2 separate regions of the Homo sapiens genome follow, and region 1 is linked to region 2. Evidence: chromatin loops called from intact Hi-C (ENCODE). Cell type or tissue: ascending aorta. All regions are shown on one strand. Each heading gives the region's core, and the rest is flanking DNA. Links, peaks and the distances in the headings are about the cores only.

What was found. A loop is a pair of places that touch in the nucleus more often than their neighbours do. Peaks named below come from ENCODE experiments on the same cell type or tissue, not always from the same donor. Only the 100,000 strongest peaks of a DNase experiment are listed, where the experiment ranks them.
Region 1: it touches region 2 in a loop (3-fold over the local background); 2 of 110 quality-filtered maps call a loop at or near these places.

The regions. Positions count from the first base shown.
Region 1 is chr5:142,862,180-142,872,515 of GRCh38, forward strand. All of the region lies in intron 1 of ARHGAP26 (Rho GTPase activating protein 26), which reads left to right. ARHGAP26-AS1 (ARHGAP26 antisense RNA 1) reads right to left here and starts at 6,731. Exons shown (of 6, transcript NR_046680.1): 1 at 6,621-6,731; 2 at 5,678-5,910; 3 at 4,631-4,706. RefSeq lists enhancers at 620-1,236, 1,237-1,853, 1,854-2,470 and a silencer at 4,845-5,139. In ascending aorta, for the core only: a CTCF peak has its summit at 5,012 (motif pointing left); a DNase peak (open chromatin) is centred at 5,006; H3K27ac peaks cover 574 bases.
Region 2 is chr5:142,650,030-142,660,365 of GRCh38, forward strand. The region is part of intron 1 of FGF1 (fibroblast growth factor 1); the gene reads right to left. Among named protein-coding and RNA genes, the nearest start is that of FGF1, 31 kb to the right of the region's middle. RefSeq lists enhancers at 5,715-6,009, 9,914-10,336 and a silencer at 5,878-5,927. In ascending aorta, for the core only: a CTCF peak has its summit at 5,826 (motif pointing right); DNase peaks (open chromatin) are centred at 5,382 and 5,832; H3K4me3 peaks cover 288 bases; H3K27ac peaks cover 4,557 bases.

The DNA.
Region 1 (10,336 bases), core at 693-8,692, 210 kb after region 2:
GCTTTTCAAGTGAGGTTCTTGCTTGCCCAAATTTGTTCAGGGCAAATGTGATTGCATGGACCCTGGAAGAGGCAGGCCTAAGGATGTGGAAAGACAGTAAGTTGTAGAACTTATAGACGTTGAGTTTTCCATTCACAGTTCTAACTCCAGTCAGAAAACCTTGTAACAGAAAGATTTGCATCCTGTGATGACCTGTGGAGAAATTAATTTGGCTGGAAATGTATTATCAGCCCTAATTTGTTATTTTGAAGTTGTCCTCTTTTTCATTTAAAAGTTTTACAATTATTTTGGTAAATATTTCTGCAGACTTTTCTGAGGTAGCAGTATTTTCCTTTTGTAATATGTATGAAGAAAGGCATAGAACAAGGATAAAATGGCAGTCTTTTGATAACTCCCTGGTAGAAGTGGTGGTACTCAGATTTCTAACTGTTTAACCAAGTTCTGGGTTCTGTCTGGGTGCGTGGGCCCTGACTGTGTGAACCTGGAGAGGCAGAGCAGTCCTTCCCAATTTCCTCATCTGCTTGACTTCTCTGGCTCTTTGTCCTGAATTCCATTTATTGGCAAGGCCTTTCTTTTACTTATAAACCTCTTCCAAGAAGGTCTGGCTTTCACTGTAAGTTTACGACGATAAATTTTCAGATGGTACACGTCACCCTCTTAATCTAATTGAGCCAGCACATCATTGTGAAGACATCATTTCATTTGGGGAGTATTAGTTGCTATGGTTATTTGCTGAGACTAACAGAGTCTGTGTTCTCTCAATTGGATTTTTGGAAACTGCTCTTTGAGAATGACATAGAGGTGTGCCTTGCTGTAGGAATATCCAGTATATAACCTCACCATTAAAAATAAAAGGCACAGAAAAGATACTTTGGGAGGGATCTTAGAGCTACGGAAAGGGGTTGGCTCCTTGGTTTTCAAGTGAGGTTTTTTTTTTTTTTTTCTTTTTGAGAAGGAGTCTTGCTCTGTCACACAGGCTGGAGTGCTATGGCACGATCTCGGCTCACTGCAAGCCCCGCCTCCTGGGTTCAAGCGATTCTCCTGCCTCAGCCTCCCGAGTAGCTGTGATTACAGGTGCCCACCACCAAGCCCAGCTAATTTTTGTATTAGCCAGAGACAGGGTTTCACTGTGTTGGCCAGGCTGGTCTTGAACTCCTGACCTCGTGATCCGCCCACCTCGGCCTCCCAGAGTGCTGGGATTACAGGCGTGAGCCACTGCGCCCGGCCTCAAGTGAGTTCTTTTAAGGCCGAGTGTGTCACATAACTCTCCCTAGGTTCACATGTATAGTTGGTGGCTGCACAAGGAGACACGCCATTTCTGGTTCTTTTTCTGGGTTCTTTTCTATTCTGTCTGCAACAGCTTAAGTTCTCTCAAGGAATTTATTCATTCATTCCTCCAATATATATTGAGGTCCTGTATGTTCCAGGCACGTGCTAGGAGAATAAAGAAGCTGTGATCTTCTCTGTCAGGGTCTTGAGTGGGAGTCCAAACCCTTGCCTTGGAGGGTGTGGTGCCTGGATCAGCACCATTGGCTTCACCTGGGAATTAGAAATGTAGACTCTCGGGCTCCCAGGCCTGCTGGATCACATGGGAATTTTGACAAGATCCCAGGTGATTGGGTGCACCTTAAAGCTTGAGTAGCTGTCTCTGCTGCAGAGGAAAAGGCATTCCAGAAACAAAATCTAAGTCTTGAGGCTCAAGCCAGGATCAACCCTCCCAGCCCCACTGCCTCCTATCTGCGCACCTGCTTGGTGTTGAGCAGAACAGAACTGCTGAGGTGTTGAGAGAGAGGAATCCCTGCTCCACCTGCCCCTCCCCACCATTCTTAGACCTCTATCTCCCTCTATCTCCACCCACCAGCCCCTACCGGTTTTTCCAGCCCTAGTCTGACCCAGTGAGTGGGTCTGACTTGTGTGGTCTCCTCTTAATTCACCACCCCCTCCCCTTTCTAGAAACGTGTCTACCTTAGGGGCCAAGCTCAAGTTCCACCTTCTGAGGAAGCCCAGTACTTCAGGCCTGTGAACGCTGTCAGTCTCTTGTGTCTTAAATGTCGTCTTAACACACTCATTCTTTTATCTGTTTCATCTGGGGCTGGCCTGCCTCCCCAGGCAGTGGACAGAAAGGATTTGATGATAGCACTGTTTCCCCGGTGCATTTAAAAGGCACGACTTGAGCTTAATAAACTTCACAAAAAGAAACCCATACTGCTTTGAGTTCGTTTAGTTAAAAATTGGTTTAGTTAAAAAATGGTCCATCCGGGTTTTGCCTTGCCTTTCATCTGCCAGAGGTGAAAGGAAATTGTAAATTTGTAGAAGCATTAGGGGTTTTCTGAGCACTGAAGAAAACCCTTAGGAACTCAGGTGTGTTTTTAGTAGTTCACAAGAATGGGGTTGATCTGGTGACTCAATGAGGCAAAAATTGCTTAATTGTTATGGTAATTAAGATTCTCCTTTGGTTGATTCTCCTTTCTCCAACCTGCTGGTAAACTTCCACTCCACCTCTGCTGTGGGAAGGAAAGCAAGGCAGGGCCGGGGGCATCCCTGTCCTCTCTCTTCCAGAACATGTGTCTTTCCTATTTTGAATTCCCACAACAGCCCTGTGAGGTACATACTGTCCTCACAGTTACATACATGCTTGGAAAGGTTGGGTAATTTGCCAAAGGCCACACAGCTGGGAAGTGAGAGACCGGGATTTAAGCTGATGTTTGCGCAGCCAATGCGCGTCATACGCCTCTGAATTACCTTCCCCTTGCCCCGTGTGTGTGTGATATTTGTACTTGAGCTGCCTGGAATTACCCTCTCTTTTTTGTTCCCTCACTTGATTAGTCCCTCTCAAAATGGGTTTCTTTGTTTTCATTAAGAAATGTCCACAGTCTTCCTTGAGGGAGTTTTTCCTGTGGTGACCTTCTGCTGTCTTATCATGTCTTGGGGCAGCATGTGAATGCAGTTGTTCTAAATACAGTACCTCAGTTCTCTGTGCCAGGGCTGAGCTGGGGCTGGGCTCTTTAGGGGTTGAGTTTTCATCGGAGATCCAATGCTGACTAACTCACTTGACACAGCGGTCATTGATCCAGTAAATGTTTATTAAGCACCTACTATGTGACTTGCACTGTCATTAAGCCAGTCCTTAATTTCTTCATCTAGAAGAGGTCAGGTGCTTTCACTTAACTCTCAATGTTCTTATGAGGAAAAGCCAATACAGCACTTTGGAAATACATATGTATTTGTATACATTATTTGCATACAGTTATGTATAAGTCGTAGTGGGCCCAGAACTTGGAGTTTTCAACACGGAGAAGTTTTTTTTTTTTTTTTTTTTTTTGAATCCCTTATAACTCTTTCCTTATCTCCTGGCTGACCAATGGTCTGTGCACAAATGTCCAAGTTGAGAGGTGTTGCCTGTCATTTAGTTACCTACAGGGAGAATGCCCCTTGGCTGTGGTTGCACATTCTCATAGTGAAGCTTGCTGGAGGAGTTACAGTAGGTGTCTCCAACAAAGTTCTGGGCCAGCTCCTTAGTAAAAGGCTTAATTGTTGTTTAAGTTGATCTTGTTGCTCCTCTGTATAACAATCCAGTTCCCATTTCTTTAAGGGAGTAAGTTCAAATTCCTTAGCTTGGCATACAGGTCCTTCCATGGTTTGATTCTAACCGGTCTTCCCACTCTGACCTCCTGTCCATCTAGTTAAACTTGCTGCTTTTTCTGGGTAGGTTCTGCATTTCGCATCTCCTTGCTCCATGTTTCCACTTCTATAGCATCTTCCCATGACTGCTTCCGCTTCCCTTTTCTACATATCCAAATAGGACTGAACTTTAAGGTTCAGCTCAAACGCTACTCCCTGTTCTTTTTCTTTTTTCTTTTTTTTTTTTTGGAAGCCCCCTCCAATGGCCCTAGCCGGAATAATATCCCACTTGCATTTCTGTAGCCATTTTTGTCTACTCTCTGATTGCCCTAGCACAGTCTACCTTAATTTTGTAGTTTTGCACACACAGATTAGGCCCTTCTAAAAATTGTATTCCCCTTAAGGCACGGAATGTATACATACCATCTTTTCATTTCTTTGAATACATTGATACCAGATTCTCAAATATTTGAGTAAATGAGGCAATATAGTGTAGTAGTTAAGAGTTTTGGAGTCAGAGAGACCAAGTTTCTTACATTACCACTCATTCCCTGCATGATCTTGGGCACGTTATTTAACCTCTCTGAGCCTCAGTTTCCCATCTGCAAAATGGAGGTAATAATATCTACTCAACAGAATGGTTGTGAGGATGGAGGGATTTAAAGTACTTGGTAGGTACAGTATTCAGTAAGTTAATGTATATAATATATTCATAGTTATTTGGATGTAGATTAAGGTGAGTTTGGGTAGCCCAAATTATTTTTAAGGGGTATTTCATCTAAATAGAATTAGAAACCTCATTTTGGAAAGAGGAGCACGTCTTTATTCTACTTGATTTCATTTTAAAAATCAACTCTGAAAATTTCATTAGCCTTAGTGCTCTGGTTGGAAAAACAAATTTTCCAGAATCAGTGCTGGTGATGGCCTCATTTAGGAAATGCTGTTTTAGGGAAATGGCCTCAGGAAAAGCACGCAGATGTATGATCAGAATGCATGTTATGTAACGTACCGTGGCTGATGTGGTCGGTGGGCACATCATCCGCCTGGGGGAGATAAGAGGTTTTCTGAATCTGCTCCAGCCAGATCTGAAAGAATGTGAGAGACACTGTGGTGGTGACTTCATCCCTATACCCCTCCCACTCCATGTCTCAGGCTTGACTTGCTGTATGAGAGCACAGGCCCTCCGAATGTGTTAGAGCACTTCTTCCAATGTGGAAGCCAGGGCCCCTCTCTCAGTTGCTGAGTGTCCACTGGACATTTCTAGGTGGTTATTTGTTCCTCAGTGGGACAGGATCTGTTCTCAGCACTGCCTTTAAGGCTGGCCCTGTCATTTCTCCTTGAGTCTTAGCTGTTGTTTAAATTAGCTGCTTGGTCAAGGTGTTCTCTGATATAGTTGATTGCCACCTAGTGGCCACAGGTAAGACCGTGTGTCACGGAAACGAGAAAAATGCTATGGAGAATTTTGTTTCATTCTAAGATTTGCACAGGGTGTGTGTGTGTGTGTGTGTGTGTGTGTGTGTGTGTGTGTTTTGTTTGTTTTTGCTAGTACAATGCCAGGAGTCTGGGCTGCAGAATGGTATTTACAAGGGACTGTAACTTGCTTTTCTTATAATGAAGCACATCGAACTAGGTTTAAACTGCTACATACAGACTTGGGGAAATGGGGAGTCGTTGGAAATGCCTCTCTCCAAGCACAGTTTCTGATTGGATATGTTCTCAGTTTTCCCAGATACGGGGAGAAAGAAAAGAGCGATCTCTGGGGACTCTTCCTTAAACCATTTTAACTGCAACCTGGGGCTTGTGCTGGGGCTAAGAGAGGACAGTTGGTTGTGGCCAGCAGTTGGGTTGTATGTAGCTCATTTCTCCAGCTTCCTTGGTATAGGTGAGGTTTTATTTTATGCTCCTGCTGGTGGTAGCTCTCCCTCCAGCTCTGTGGGACTCTTCCTCAATGGACAACATGAAGGGAGGTGGTCACATGCTAATAGGAAGCACATTCCCACATATATATCAGGCTCTAGCCAGACTTACATAAGTTGGAGAGTTTGTCCTAACTTACCTGCTTTTTTTTTCACATGTCAAACATTGAGTTGGGAGGTTCACCTCTGATGAAGGCTAATGGACTTATGGAGTGCCCAACTTCCTCTCTCTTTGTTCTTTCTGCAATACCTGCTCTCAGTCAAGCAGTAGAGTGTTGGGCTTTGGGGATAGAGTGGTGAGCATGAAGGGATATGATCCTCATCCTTATAGAATGTACTAGTTGGGGAGGCATTACTTGAAGAGAAGAATTACCTGAACAAATATAAAATTGCTCTGAAGAAAAGATCTATAGTATAGTACTCAGAGAGTGAGAAATAGGGTTGGGTTTGGCCTGATTAGAGAAGTCAGGGAAGGCTTCCTGGAGGAAAGAACTTTTGGGCCAAGGGCTGCAGGCAGAGGTGGCATGTGGTGGCAGGTAGGAGTTGGGCATGCCCCGGGAACTGGCAGAGGCTGGAGCAGCTGGAGCCCAGAGAGGGGTGTGGGGAGGCCAGACCCTGCAGGGCCTCTCAGGCCTTGGGAGGGACTTTCGTCTTCACCTCCAGAGCTCTGGGAAGCCATCACAGGGCTCACTGCTGGTATTGACACAACTGGGTGGAGAACTGATTTGACGGACAAAAGTGGATGTGGGGAGGCCAGAGAGGAGCAGTTGCAGTTATCTGGGCAAATGGAGGTGTTTTGTTTAGGGGTTGCTGATAGTGATGGGAAGGAGTGGGCAGAATTGAGATGTGCTTAGGAGACTTGGGAATGGACATGGCACATGAGGGAGCCTGCTGTGTGAGAGGATGACATGTACTGGTGACTTGTGCGGCAGGGTGAATGGTGGTGCCCTTCGTTACACTGGGGATGCAGGAAGAGGCCCTCGGCTGGCTCTCTGGGGAGAGGGTGGCAGAGGGTGTTTGAGTAGAGAGAGTTTTGTTTTGAGTGTGTTGAGTTTGACCTAGGAATGGGGGTGTGGGCTAAACCTGAAGTCTCTCTGGGGCTCGTGTCCATCCATGTCTCAGCTGTCTGTCATGGGTCCTCTCTGGAGACTCTCAGGTATTCCACCTGTAAGCCAGCTTGTGTTTCCTTGCCCGCTCACATCGTACAACAGGTTTGGAGGGACACTGTGTCCAGCCCTGTCCGAGGCACTCTTTGTGCATTGTGACATGAAGCCATTCATGACTAGTTCCAGAATTATTCCAAATACAAGGTGATGAGGCACAGAGAGTAACTGGCGTCCAGGAAAGGAAGAGATTAACAAGGCCCGGGGACTTTGGTATTCTTGAACTTTAGGCAGCCATGAGGCCAATCCTGTTGCAAGTTCTAACCTCAATGATGGCCTTTCTGAGCTGTAATCACTTTCTTTTCTTTTCTTTTTCTTTTTCTTTTTTCTTTTTTTTTTTTTTTTGAGACAGCGTCTCACACTGTCGCCTAGGCTGGAGTGCAATGGTGCAACCTCGGCTCACTGCAGCCTCAGCCTCCCGGGTTCACGCGATTCTCCTGCCTCAGCCTCCCTGAGTAGCTGGGATTACAGGTGCACACCAGTACACCCGGCTATTTTATTTTATTTTTTTTTGTATTTTTAGTAGAGATGAGGTTTCACTATGTTGGCCAGACTGGTCTCGAACTCCTGACCTCATGATCCACCCGCCTTGGCCTCCCGGAACTGTAATCACTTTCTAAGTCCAAAGGGAAAGATGTGACTGAGCAGCAAAACATTTCAAGGGTAGTTAATACACAATTTTGGTAACTTTGGAGGTCACAAAGGCAATAGATGCACTGAAAATACAGTAGTAAGGTTACCTGAGTCCATGTTTGTGTGTGCACATGTATGTTAAGTTTTACCCAAGGAGAAAAAGGAAATGGCTTGACTTGTGGTATTACTGGTACAACTTGTATAAAATTAAGGTAGATTCTAATTTTTAAAAAATTATGGTAAACCTTCTGTGTTAGTGAAAGTTGGATCTATTTGGGTTAAATTCTCTTAAATCCGGTGCAGATTAATATCTGCTGGCATCTCCAAGAAAAGAAGGGCACTTCCTCTAGTCCCTGAGTGAGCAGGTGGCTCTGGGAGCAGTCTCTCAAGGCCCAAACTTCTAGCTGCTTCCATATTTCTTAGCCATCTGGTCCCCTCACTCAGAGAAGCACAGCCCTACCTACTCTGGAAAGCAGATACTTGGCCTCCCCAGATGCCGGCAGTTATGACTTCCCTCCACTCTGGCCAGCATTCTGCTTTTCTAGCAACAGATGTTTCTGCAAAGTAAATATTATTGACTCTGCTTGGCTCCTTGCTGTGTCTTGCACTGCCTGCACATGAAACAGCAGGGTTATATGAGGAGGGTGCCACGACGCTTGGCATGCACCCAGCACCAGTGCCAGCCTCTTCTCTTTTCTCTCTCCTCTTATTGGAATGTGTGTGTTAGATTCCTGTGTGCATCAGAGGGAAAGCTCTTGAAATAAATCTTTGGGCTGCTCCATATCCAAGGTGAAAATCTACATAAGATACCACCAATCTTACTGGATTGAAATTGGCAAGAAGCAATGGTTTTTAGGTAGAGAGTTCTCTTTTTAGTGTTGTTTTCAATCTCTCAAGTAACATAGAGGGTTTACCTTAATGGGGTGAAGTGGTATGGTGTTCCCACATACTACAAGGATCTCAGTTCACAGGACTTAAGTCACAGGTCCTCTCCTTAGTGGCCTTGCACTCTTAGGTCAGTCCTTTAACTTCTCCGAGCTCCAAACAGTTATTCATGCTTACCTTTCCTGGTTCCTCTTACTGGAGGATTCATATATGAGGAAAGAATAGCCCAGCTATACCTAGAACTGAGTCTTGTGATGTGCAGAGTGCCTATACAGTGTTTCTCACTGGATCCTCCCTGCCTAACCCACGGGCTGACAGCCTCCGTCAGATGAGATAACTGAGACTTTATGACTAACCCAGGGTTGGTTACATATCTGATCTATGTTGGAGCTGGAACTTGAACCCAGGAGCTGTGGGATTGGGGTGGGGGCAAGGGGTTGGGGTTGATCACCCTGTCACCATCACCCCATAGAATGCAAGTGGAGAAGGGAGGTTCTCCAAAACAAGCTTGAGATGCTGTCCCAAAGTCTGGGGAATGGATTCCAAACAAGTAAAAGGACAGGTGTCCACTTTAGCTGTACTGAAAAATTCCTCTATCAAGCCTGAGGTGAGTTCCTTTTTCAGGTCCATTCATCAGGATTCTCGCTCTACCCAGCTTTCCTCATTGGCTTGAAGCCCAATACTGACTCCATACCAGCAGTCATTACCTAATCGTCTATCGGGGGATCGGCCTGTCCTTCAGCTTCATGGGGTCCTCACTGCTTCTCAGGCTTGCACTGTGGCAGGGTGTGCTCTGTGCCAGTGGACAAGGAAATCAGGTCACCTGCTGGTCATAAGCTAACAGGCCCTGCCCTGGTTCAATGGGTGCCCCTGTGCAGAAGCCTCACAAAGGCCCCGTTGTGCATGACCAGCCACTCCCTGATCCTCCTGGCAGCTGCCCTTGGCAGTGCGGCTTTTCAGGTGTGTGCTGGGAGCTTTCCCGAGCCTGGCTTGCATTTCACCTGTTTCCACTTTGTTGAGATGATTGAGTTTCTCTTGCTTATGGGGGAGGCACAGGATTGTCGGGTGGGTAGAAAGGCAAACCTGTGTTACTCTTAGTGCAGACTTTGTGCGTTCTCATCAGGGAACATTCTGACTAAAATGGGAATGTGTATAACCACACCCACATTTGATGCACACACATTTGGAGGCTCTAACAGAACATTGTCTTCCACTCTAAAATATTATTCTTTCCCTTTTTTCTTGTGTCTACCTGTAGCCTCCTCCTGCCTTCCTGCCCACGGTGTTCTGGCTTTTGGGTGCATCTGTTTCCTTCCTGGCTTGCCTTTTGTGATTTGTGTTCTGAGGGATAGCCTCAGCCTGGGCTGGCCATTTTTGTCAGATGCCTGAGTCCCCTGCCAACATCTTTTGACATTTTGGTAAGGACCATTCTGTGAAAGTGACTGAACGAGGGAGAGATCGGAGACTGTTGGCTCCTGTGTTCCCCTTCTCCACCCCAAGTGCCTTCTTTTGGTGTAGAGCAGAGCGCTTTGGACAAACCGCAGCTATCTCGGGACCGTGTCATCACAGCGTGTGGGAGGGCAGTCCAGGAGCAGGAGCTGCAGCTGCTGTCCATGCAGTAGCTTGAGCCCTGGTCCTGAGAACAGCAGCACAGCCCACGCCCAGCTCTTCCACTAGCAGCCATTGCTTGGAAGGAGCACTGGGGATTGGATTTGTATCCAGTGCCCCCACTCCCACCGCCCCCCACATTTATTCAGCATACACTGAGCAGGATGCACTGCCAGGTACACAGAGGAAACAAACCAAAACAAACAGAAAGGTGGAAAACACGATCCCTAACCTCAGGGGACAAATCTGGGAGCTAAGAAAAAGTACTGGGAGTCACGGATGCTTTTATTCTAGTAGCTTATGTTGATCTGTGCAGCCACAGTACACCCCCCCACCACCCATATCTTATTAAAGCCAGGCCTTGTTGCTGGTTCTGCCTCATGTTTCCCTCCCTTGGGCATTTGGACATAATGCCATTTCCCCTTCAATGAGGGAACCATGTATGAGGGTAATTTGAATGATTAGCCTAATCTGCAGGAAGACTGCACATGGAATTAAGTTAAGCACATT
Region 2 (10,336 bases), core at 1,464-9,463:
AGCTCTAGTGAATCAGAATCTTCATGGGTCAGGCCTGGGAATCTACATTGCAATAAACATCCCCAGGTGATTTTTAGGCATCTTCCAGTTTGGGAGGCACTGGATAGACAGATGTTTCCTCTGAGAAGGAGAAGGGGAAAGTGGAGTAAGGGCGTGCAGGGGGAGGGATGGAGATGACATTGACTGACTGCTCTTCTATGCCAGGCACCATGCTAGGGCGTGACATTTGTGTTACTCATTCTCCTTTAAAGAAGAGAGAGGGAATCCATGACATTTATCAAGATAACATTGCAAAAGGTTCAGAAAGACAGTCAAGGTGAACATGGTAGTTTAAAACGAGGTCTGTGAATTCTGATAACCTGGCCTCACCACTCACTTAGTGGCTGTGTGCCCTTGGGAAGTTATGTAGCCTCTCTGAGCTTCAGTTTCCTCATCGGCAGAAGGGTAGTAATTACAGTACTTACCTCCTAGGAATTTTAAGAAGATCAAATGATTTAAGGCTTCAGTAACCTGCTTAACCCAGAACCTAAACTTCTTAAGTGGCCAATAAATGATGATGGCAGGGAGAATGATGCTCATGACTGTTATTGTTTGACCCCTTTATAATCAATGCATATACACTTTATATGTGTGTGTGTGTATATATACACACACACACACACTATGTATACTGTGGTCTCATTATTTGAAACTATAGCAGTAGTTAAAGTAGCTGGATATTGCTGTAGTATTAATTGATAGAAATCCGAAACATGCAGTCCCCATTACTCTATTATTCTCACAGGAAAATACGAGCAACAGTCTTAAGCAGCTGGTTCCAGAAATGCATTCAGGAGGGACATGGAGATTTCCTATGGTGGGGTGGGGAGCAAGTCAGAAGGGTGAACATTTTAAAATTTAAGTAAAAATATATAGTTTAACACTCATACTCATTCCTAGCGTGCACACAGCCCAAATCAACACCCACTGAGAGCCAAGTGTGTTAATGGGAGGGTGGTGCAAACGCAGCTTCAATGTCTCCTCCCTATTCGTGCTTTTGCTCAGAGAGAGGTGAAGGAAGGCGGCTGCGAGGGCTGGGGATCCTGCCTGAGTACCGAGAAGGGTGCAGTGATAACCCAGGGGCACCTGGTATCTTTCCTCCCTGGGTCTCCACCTCCTTCTTTTGGGTAACCTTCATCACCCACGGGAGCCTGAACCCACCACGACTTGCCTAGGAAAGTGGGCAAGACCCCTGGCTCTGAGTTCAGATTTGAATCTCATCTCTGCCTCTTAGGAGCTGGGTTGCTTAACCTTTTTACCTTTTTATTTGAAATTCATAGTCTTTATTGTTTGAGTAGTTTCAGGTTCCAGCAAAACCGAGCAGAAAGGACAGAGAATTCCTCTTCCCCAGTCCCACCCCTAAACAGCACTCCCCACCAACCACACTGGTCCATTTGTTACAATCAATGAAGCTATGTGACACATCATTATCACCCAGGGTCCATAGTTTATTTTAGGGTTCACTCTTGTGTTATACCTTCTATGGGTTTTGACAAGTGTATAGTGACGTATATCTACCATTATCGTTTCCTACAGTGTAGTTTCACTGTCTTAAAAATCCTTCATGTTCTACCAATCCATCCTTCCCTCCCTCCTAACTCCTGAAAACCACTGATATTTTTACTGCCTCCATAGTTTTGCCTTTTCCAGAATGTCTTATAGTGGACATCATGCAGAACATAGTCTTTTCAGATTGTCTTCTTTCATTTAGTAATATGCCTTTAAAATTCCTCCATATATTTTTTGTGTCTTGGTAGCTCATTTTTTTTTTTTTTTGTGCTGAATAATATTCCACCATGTGGACACTTAACCTCTTTCCAGCCTCAAATTTCTGGGCTGTAGTACAGGGGTAATAGGTGGCCTAATCTGAGAGAATTTGTAATAACGATAAACATGAACGTTTATTAAGTGCTTCGTACCATGCGCTCTATTAAATGCCTCTTTCTGCACTGCCTCACATAGTCCTTTCTGAACGCTGCAATGGAGGAATTATTAGCACTTCCATTTTCCAGACAAAGAGACTCAGACCCAGAGAAGTTAAATAATTGCTCAGGGCCACATGTCCAGGAAGGAATGGGTCTGGGATTTGAACCCAGACATTCTGAAGCCAGGTCTTATTATTTGGGCTATAACCTCCTGGGAAGGTTCTTAACAGTGTTTGCACATAGTAAAAACATGTTGCCAAATGGTGCTTCTTCTTGTTAACGTTTTTGAAGTAGAGCCATTTAAATTGTAAGGTCGTAGTTCTTCTCTAATGGCTGAGGATGAAGAAACACAAGAGGCGCTGGGACATTCAGAAGTCACCTAGTGCTATGGGGCAGGTGAGTTTTAGAACTGGACCTAGAAGCCTTGGGTGATGGAGGCTCTGCACTGCTCTGAAGAGAGCGCTGATTCATTACTTACTAGGCCCTTCCTGTGTAGGTCATCCCATTCAAGGCCCCTCACAAGGACCCTGTGAGCTAATTACCCTGAAGACCCCCTTTAGGAAACAGAAGGGCCCAGGAGCCCCATGGTGTTCTTTGCAGTCCCCTTGAATCTTCTCCCCACATTGCCTGTGCCCACCCCAGGCCACTACTCTCCATCTCAGCCCTGGGCCCACACGTGCAGCCTGGCACACATCACAGCACAGAAGCAGCCCAGTAGTGCTTGCGTCTGTCTGGGTCTGGCTGGAGGAGTGGGTGCCTCGGCGGTGGCCGCAGCCCTTCCTCATCACCTCGTCATAGTGCACACGTGTGTCCACGCCAGGCCCCGGGCGGGCAGGCTCATGCTGGGCACATCTGCTCACTCACTCCCTGTCCCCTCCACTTCCTTCTGCCCTGGATTTCCAGACAGAGTCAAAAATGGGTTCACATCAAATAAGATTTGTTTTCTTTCAGTGTCACTTTCCATTTATAGACAGCCTTCTCTTGGGAGGCTCCATCCTCCTTCCTCTGTCTCGTTTTCTTCCCTGGGTATTTGGGGATAAACTCTTGGTGGCTGTTTTGAGCCCTGTGGTCGGCAGCCCAGCCAGTCATTCATGCAGAGCGTCTCCAGAAAGCCAGCGGTTACCTTTACAGGAGTTTATGCTCATTTCTGTGGCCTCTGAGACCTCTGTGGAGCTGTGCCCACATATCGAGTGTGAATTGTTAAAAAGACACATCCGACCTGAGCCAGCAGGGTCCTCCTCCACCAGCTCAACCTGGCGAGGATGACGAGGGGGATAATTACAACAGTCACGGCAGCCGGTAGTTGCGGCACCCTCCTCTAAGTGCCTTACAAAAATGGACTCACTTATTCCTATGAGGTAGGTGCTGTTCTGATTCCTTCAGGCAGAAGAGGAAAGGAGCACATAGAAGTGAAGGCTGTGGTCCACCAGATGCTACATGGGGTCCAGCCCTGCTGACCTCTCCAGCCCGGCCTCCCAGTCTCCCCTTCTAGCTTTGTGCATTCGCCATACCAGCCTTGATTTGGCCCCTGGGATACGTCACGTGCCTTCCTGCCACAGTTCCTTTGCACACACTCTCCTCACTGCCTGGACCACTGTTCACTGCCCCCTACAGCGAATTAACCCTGACCCATCTTTCAGATCTCAGCTGTGACTTCTTCAGGGATGTCCTCCTCTACCCCTCAGCTCTCATTGTGCTGCCTGCCTGTCTTCTACGACACCGGTTGGGGCTTAAATTCTACTTTTATTTTTGTATTTTCTGATTAAGTCAGGCTCTCCCTCCAGACCATGAGGGCAGAGGCTTGAAAGTTCCACCTTGGGCCTGGTGCCGTGGCTCACGCCTGTAATCTCAGCACTTTGGGAGGCTGAGGTGGGTGGATCACAAGTTCAAAAGATCAAGACCAGCCTGGCCAACATGGTGAAACCTCATCTCTACTAAAAATACAAAAATTAGCTGGGCGTGGTGGCGTGCACCTGTAGTCCCGGCTACTCGGGAGGCTGAGGCTGGATAATTGCTTGAACCTGGGAGGCAGAGGTTGCAGTGAGCCAAGATCATGCCACTGCACTCTAGCCTGGCAACAGAGCGAGACTCTGTCTCAAAAAAGAAAAGTTCCACCTTGTATGTAATTCTAACATCTCATTTACCATGCTGGACTGACATGATCTGTTTATTCATCTATCTCATCTTTTGGTCTGTGAATTTCCTGAGGGCAGCATCCAGGTCTTTTTCTAACACAGTGCTCAGCTCAATAAATATCTGGAGAGTTAAAATGCATTTAAGTGAACAGCATAATTTGGGAAAGGGCACATGAAATTTGGGGACTTTTGATGCAGCAAGCTCACAAAATACAATCCTTTTGTACCACCTTCTTGGAACTCAATGATTTTAGAGAGAACGTTAGCTTTAAGAAGGCAAGTTCACTTATAATGAACTGCTCGATAGTTCATTGAACTTTGGATAGTAGAAAGATTCTTACTTTTCCCAAAGAAATATCAAGCTGTGGTTATAAAGCCAAGATAAGTGAGGAAGAAAGGATGTCTGCCCCTTCGAGGTTCATCTGAAGTTTTAGCAAAAGTGGGGCATAAATAACTAGTGGAATCTTGGACATTGTGTTGCGATTTGATACCTTCCAGCCCTTGGCCTTGTGTCCTTTCCTTATCTGTCTTGGATGACATTGCCTGGCTCTTCCACCAGGGCTGCCATCTGCTGTCTTCGACTCCATGAATGTTGTGGCCTCGTTGGAAGGAAACACTCCCTCTTTAGGGTTGGCTCCTTCCAGGGGCCAATCTCCCTTTGCCTGGCGAGTGGGCCCCAGGCATTCACACGGGACTGAGAGAGAGAAAGAGGGAGAAGGGGCTTCTCTTCTACCTGCAGGAGGAGCAGGCAGGGGAGAGCAGAGGGCTGCAGGCCTGTGGCTCACCCAGCAGGGTTGATGAAGATAGAGCCAGGTAACCGCAGGCTCCCACATCCAAACAGGGCCGGGCCTCAGCTCTGGCCCACCCCAGCTCCAAGGAAAACAGTCAGTTCTTTGGAAAAACTGTTTTCGTTTATGCTGCTTCCTCCTTCCTATCATAACAGATTACAAGCATGTTCCCTGGAGGACCGAATGGTGCCTTTCAAGAAGTTAGGAAGGAGCCATTGCTGAGTTGAGAGGATTAACTTGGTTCAACGTGGTAATAGCAGCACAGGATAGATTAACTGGGAATTTGAAAGAACATGATGGAGGCTTCGGTAACCCTTTATGACGCTTGTAAAATTCCAAGCATTTTGCAATATTAACACTGCCTAGGTATCACACATAATAAGTGAAGCGGCCCTTCCCTCATCTCGTCCACCATTGAGACCTGCTCCCAGCACACTCCCCACCACACCATAGGTACTCAGCAAATAGTTGTTAAATGAATACAAGAACTATGAGGCTGACCTAAGGTTCTGACAGCTTTCCAGAGTGGACAGAAAACGTCAATCTCAGCCATACTTTGCTCACAGGCATTGGGTAATGACACATAGACCTGCTTGCTGTTCTCCTTTGGCTTCTAGATCTAGTTCTTGCTTATCCAAAATTACTAATTCCCGACAGTTAACAAACGTAACTGCAATCCCAATAGCTTAACTCAGATCTAAGAAGGGTGTTTTTAAAAACTAGTCATCAAGAAATCCTTCTTACAGAGGAGGCAGAGCCCAGAGTAACTTGAAAATATTGCACAAATATTGAGAAAGAACATCTTGGGGTTTCAGTGGCCACAGCAGAAGAAGCTGAAGGATGTGCTGATATTGGAACGGGAGAGCCAGAGCAGCTTTCCAAACACTGAAAACCCGACTTATCCTGTGGGCGGGAGCCAGGCTGGTGCAGGGGAGCCCGCAGCCAGAAGAGGGCGCTCCGAGCTCAGTGTGCTGGCCGCGCTGGTGAGATCAGAGGACCCTTGCAAAGAGACTGTTTACACTTCAGCTTTGTTTTTCCTGAGTGTTTTTGCGTTCTCTGCAAGAGTGAGGGAGGGTTTTCCTCACTCTGTGCCAAAGAATGATCTGAAAATATAATTAAACTGATGACTTCACATATTAAATACCAAGTCCTAGGAATATAATTGTTTTTAAAATTTCTAATGGACTTAAGTCTTTGATCTCCCTGAAATCTGTGAACAAATTTCCCACATCATAACTCTTTTAACACATCTAAATGTGCCCTCAGGAACCAGTATCTTCTTCCAATATTGACTCTAGCCATAGAAAATGGATGGTTAAACCGAGAAGAGCAGACTGTTACCTCTCTGAGAGTTATTTCTACCTGGTCCATCTTATCAGGTTAATAAGTGTTACTATGTATAAATATAGTAACCCACAATATCTTGATTAAAAAAAAAGCTGTTATTCAGTTGGGATACTTTAAAGCCTTGTTTTCCATTTACATGCCTCCTTGGAAATCTATCTTCTTCCCCACATTTTTCATTCCCAGTCCATAAGGGAAGAGCAGACCAATCCAAGAAGCCCTTCAAGGAAAACAGCATACTTATGTGTAGACCCCGTGACTGACAACTCCAGCATTAAGAATTTGTCCTATAGAAGGACTCACACAAGTGCCCAAACATCAATGCATGAAATTCACTGCAGTGCTGTTTGTAATAGTGAAAATTTGGAAACAATGTTGCTTCAGAATGGAGTGATAAAATAAGTTATGGGTCTAAGCAAATAGCAGGCAGCCATAAGAAAAAGAGCACTAGACACACATGTACACATATGAGTGGGGAAAAGGAAGCCTCAGGACAATATATCCAGAATTATCCCATGGCTTAATTTAAAAATCATATATCTATGTGTAGACACATAGATAGAAAACTGAAAAAATGATTACCCCTGGGGAGTGGGATGGGGTGGCTGAGGAGGAACTCACATTTTATTTTGTTACTGCAGGTATTTTTTTTTATTTTTATTTTTATCTTTTTTGGGACAGAGTTTCGCTTTTGTTGCCCAGGCTGGAGTGCAATGGCGAGATCTTGGCTCACTGCAACCTCCACCTCCCAGGTTCAAGCGATTCTCCTGCCTCAGCCTCCTGAGTAGCTGGGATTATAGGCATGTGCCACCACGCCCAGCTAATTTTGTATTTTTAGTAGAGATGGGGTTTCACCATATTGGCCAGGCTGGTCTTGAACTCCTGACCTCAGGTGATCCACCTGTCTCAGCCTCCCAAAGTGTTGGGATTACAGGTGTGAGCCACCGCACCCAGGCCTACTGCAGGTATTTTCTAATGTAAAGGAAAAAACAACAACTTTTCAAGAGGGCAAGGATGCTGTCCACTGAATCTTTCCCTTCAGCCCCCAAACTTGCTAAGTTCTCTCTCCCTGGAGAATCTTGCCCATCCACCTGCTCCCGCCCCGTTCTCTGCTTCTCTGCACAGCCCAGCTTTCTGAAGGATGTCAGCACCCCCCCAACACCTCTCAGGCATCCCCAGCCCTCTGCAGTACCCCATCTAGCCCACCCCTCCACCAAAACAACCTTGGAAAAGCTTGTCCATGGTCTCCTCCCACACCTGATTGCGGTGGCCTGAGGCCGTGTGGTCAGCTGTGAATGTTGTTCTTTTTTGACTTGACTTTTACTGATTCAGAGATTCCTGCTATCTGGGTTCCCTTTAACCCCCAGGAGACCTGGTCCACCACACTCGCCATGCTGCTGGCTGCTGGCTGCGGCTGCGGCCGAGTGTCTGCCCAAGACTGGGTCTCTACCACATTCTCTGCTGGACTCTCAGCCCAGTGGGCAGCGGAACTTTCCAACCCACTCTGGACAATTCTTGCCCCTCTGGTTTCAATAATAACGCTGGTGTCTGGGTCTTCTTTCTCCTTCTCTTGCTTAGTATCTTGCCCTGGCTTCTCTGCCTTTCACCACCTTTTGGAGTGTGGTGTCCTCAGGGGCCTGTCCTAGGTGGTTCTGTCTTAAATGCATATATGCTCTCTGGGAGTGCTGGTCTGCCTCACATTCTACCCAGGACTCCCAAATCCTGCCCTGTGCCTCCACCCTGGTCTTTGCATTCAAAGCTCCCATCACCTCCAAGAAATCTTCCAGGACATTCTGCAGATAACAGCCCACGGTGGACGTCTTGCATTCTCCTTCTTCCATTGCCTTTGCTTAATTAATGACAGTGCAGTGGTTACAAAATAGCCCAAGCCACTTAATATGCCCTAGTCATATTCCCTTTCCCTCACTCCCACAGGCATCTCCAAATGATTCTACCTAAATATTTCTTAAATATTCCTTCCATCAGTGTCTCAGGTCAGGCCAGCAAATTCTCAAGCCTTATCCATGGCAATTGCTTCTAGTTTTTCTCTCTGTAGCTTATTCCCCTTACCTCATTCACAACATGGCCATCCTTGGCTTCCCATTCACAGATCTGTTCATGCCTTGCCCCTGATCACATTTCCTGTTATTTCTCACTGCCTAAAGGCCAAAGGCCAAACTTCTTAGCATGGCATTCAAGGCTCTTGACTATCTGGTTGCAACTTTTTTTCATTCAATCAACAAACTAAGCACCCAGGATGTGTCATGCCTTGGAGATACCTTTGTGAATAAGAGAGTGTGGCTCATGCCCTTATGGGACCACATTGTAGTGGGGCTTCACAGGCAGCAGACACACACACGCACACACTCACGAGTTAAAGGACAAAGAAAGAAAAATTGTCAGTTGTGTTTTGGAGGATATTTCCTTCGGTATCAAGGAACTGAGGTAGAAAAATAGAGTAAGACCGACTAGCAAGACTCCTTGAAGAGGTGACATTTAAGTTGAGATTTGAAGGAAGAGAAAGTATAGGCTGCGGAGAGTTGCCGTCCTGGTACCTGTGTGCATGGTGCTCTGGGGATGCTTCTGCCGTGATCATGAACTCTTCCAGGGGAGGAACTGCCAGGTCACTTGAGTCCCCAGTGCCTGGCATGTGGTAGGCTCAGTAATTGTGAGAAGAAAACCTGGATGGATAGGCAAGCGGAAGCATGCACTCTGAGATGAGCTGGGTATAATGTCTTTGGAGAACAATTACATAACCAACAATGCTGAAGCCTTGCATTTGCTGGTGTTGGCGTGTGTTGGGGGAAGAATGTCTGAAATGAGCTCTCATTCAGGTTCTTTATCACTTTGGTTCCATGGTCGCCATCCTTGTTATAGTGAAACAGGCATGTATTTTTTTTTTTACAAATAAAAGATAATAATTTTTTTTGTATTTTTCTTTGATAAAATGCTTCACCAGATCTTGCGTCAGTTTTTTTTTTTTTTTTGAGACAGGGTCTCGCTCTGTCGCCAGGCTGGAGTGCAGTGGCGTGATCTCAGCTCACTACAACCTCTGCCTCCCGGGTTCAAGCGATTCTCCTGCCTCAGCCTCCCGAGTAGCTGGGATTACAGGCACCCACCACCACACCCAGCTAATTTTTGTATTTTTAGTAGAGACAGGGTTTCACCATGTTGGCCAGGATGGTCTCAATCTCTTGACCTCGTATTCCACCCACTTCAGCCTCCCAAAGTATTACAGGTGTGAGCCACTGCGCCCAGCCCTTGCATCAGTTTTAAGGGGGAACTTTGAAGCAGAATGATGAAAGGCAGTGTCAGCGGTGGTTAAGTGCCCAGCACAGGCAGTTACATCACTGAATTCAAATGCTGCCTGACAGCAGATCCCAGGAAACCACTCAGGCTTCATAGCTTTATCTATAAAATGTGAATAACAAAATCTTTCAGAGAGTTGCTGGCGGGAGGATTCAGTGACACATGTGAAGAGTTAGCCCAGAGCCTGGAACACAGCTGAGGGGTGCCATTGTTGTGGGAGTGATGTTTCTCAGCCTGGCCCATCCAAATGTCTCCAAATGCTTCTGAGAGAGTCACGGCCAAAGATGACAGGGAACATGCCCTTTGGTCTGTTTCTCTAGTCGAAGGGGAGAAATTCTCTTGCTCAGATCAGAAGCTCTTTGACTCCAGAGCAGGCCTCTGAAAGTGGCCACTGCCACAGCAACACTAATGGGACTGCATCTCTGGTCTTGCAGGCCCTGCGTCAGGCGATTTCACTGCTGAGCTGACCGGTCCATAAACAGGCCATGGGCAGTGTCACACGTTTTCTCACACAACATGACTGTGGTTTCTCTTAATTTGTCTCTTCTCTGGGCTTCTTCCCGAGGCCTCAACTGTGCGGCAGCTGAAAACCATCTTCACGCTCATCCGGGGTGAGAATTAAACAGTCCTGTTAGTAAAGCTCTGTCCTTCAGCTCCTCTGTCTTTAGCCGCCCTCCCTGCGGCATGGTTTTAGGAGGAGTGGGAGCCACTCAGCCTCTGACTGGAAGGGAAGAGTTGGCCCCCGGCACAGGGTCTCCAGCATGGAGCCTTCAGCCTGCCCTGTGGCTGCCCACCC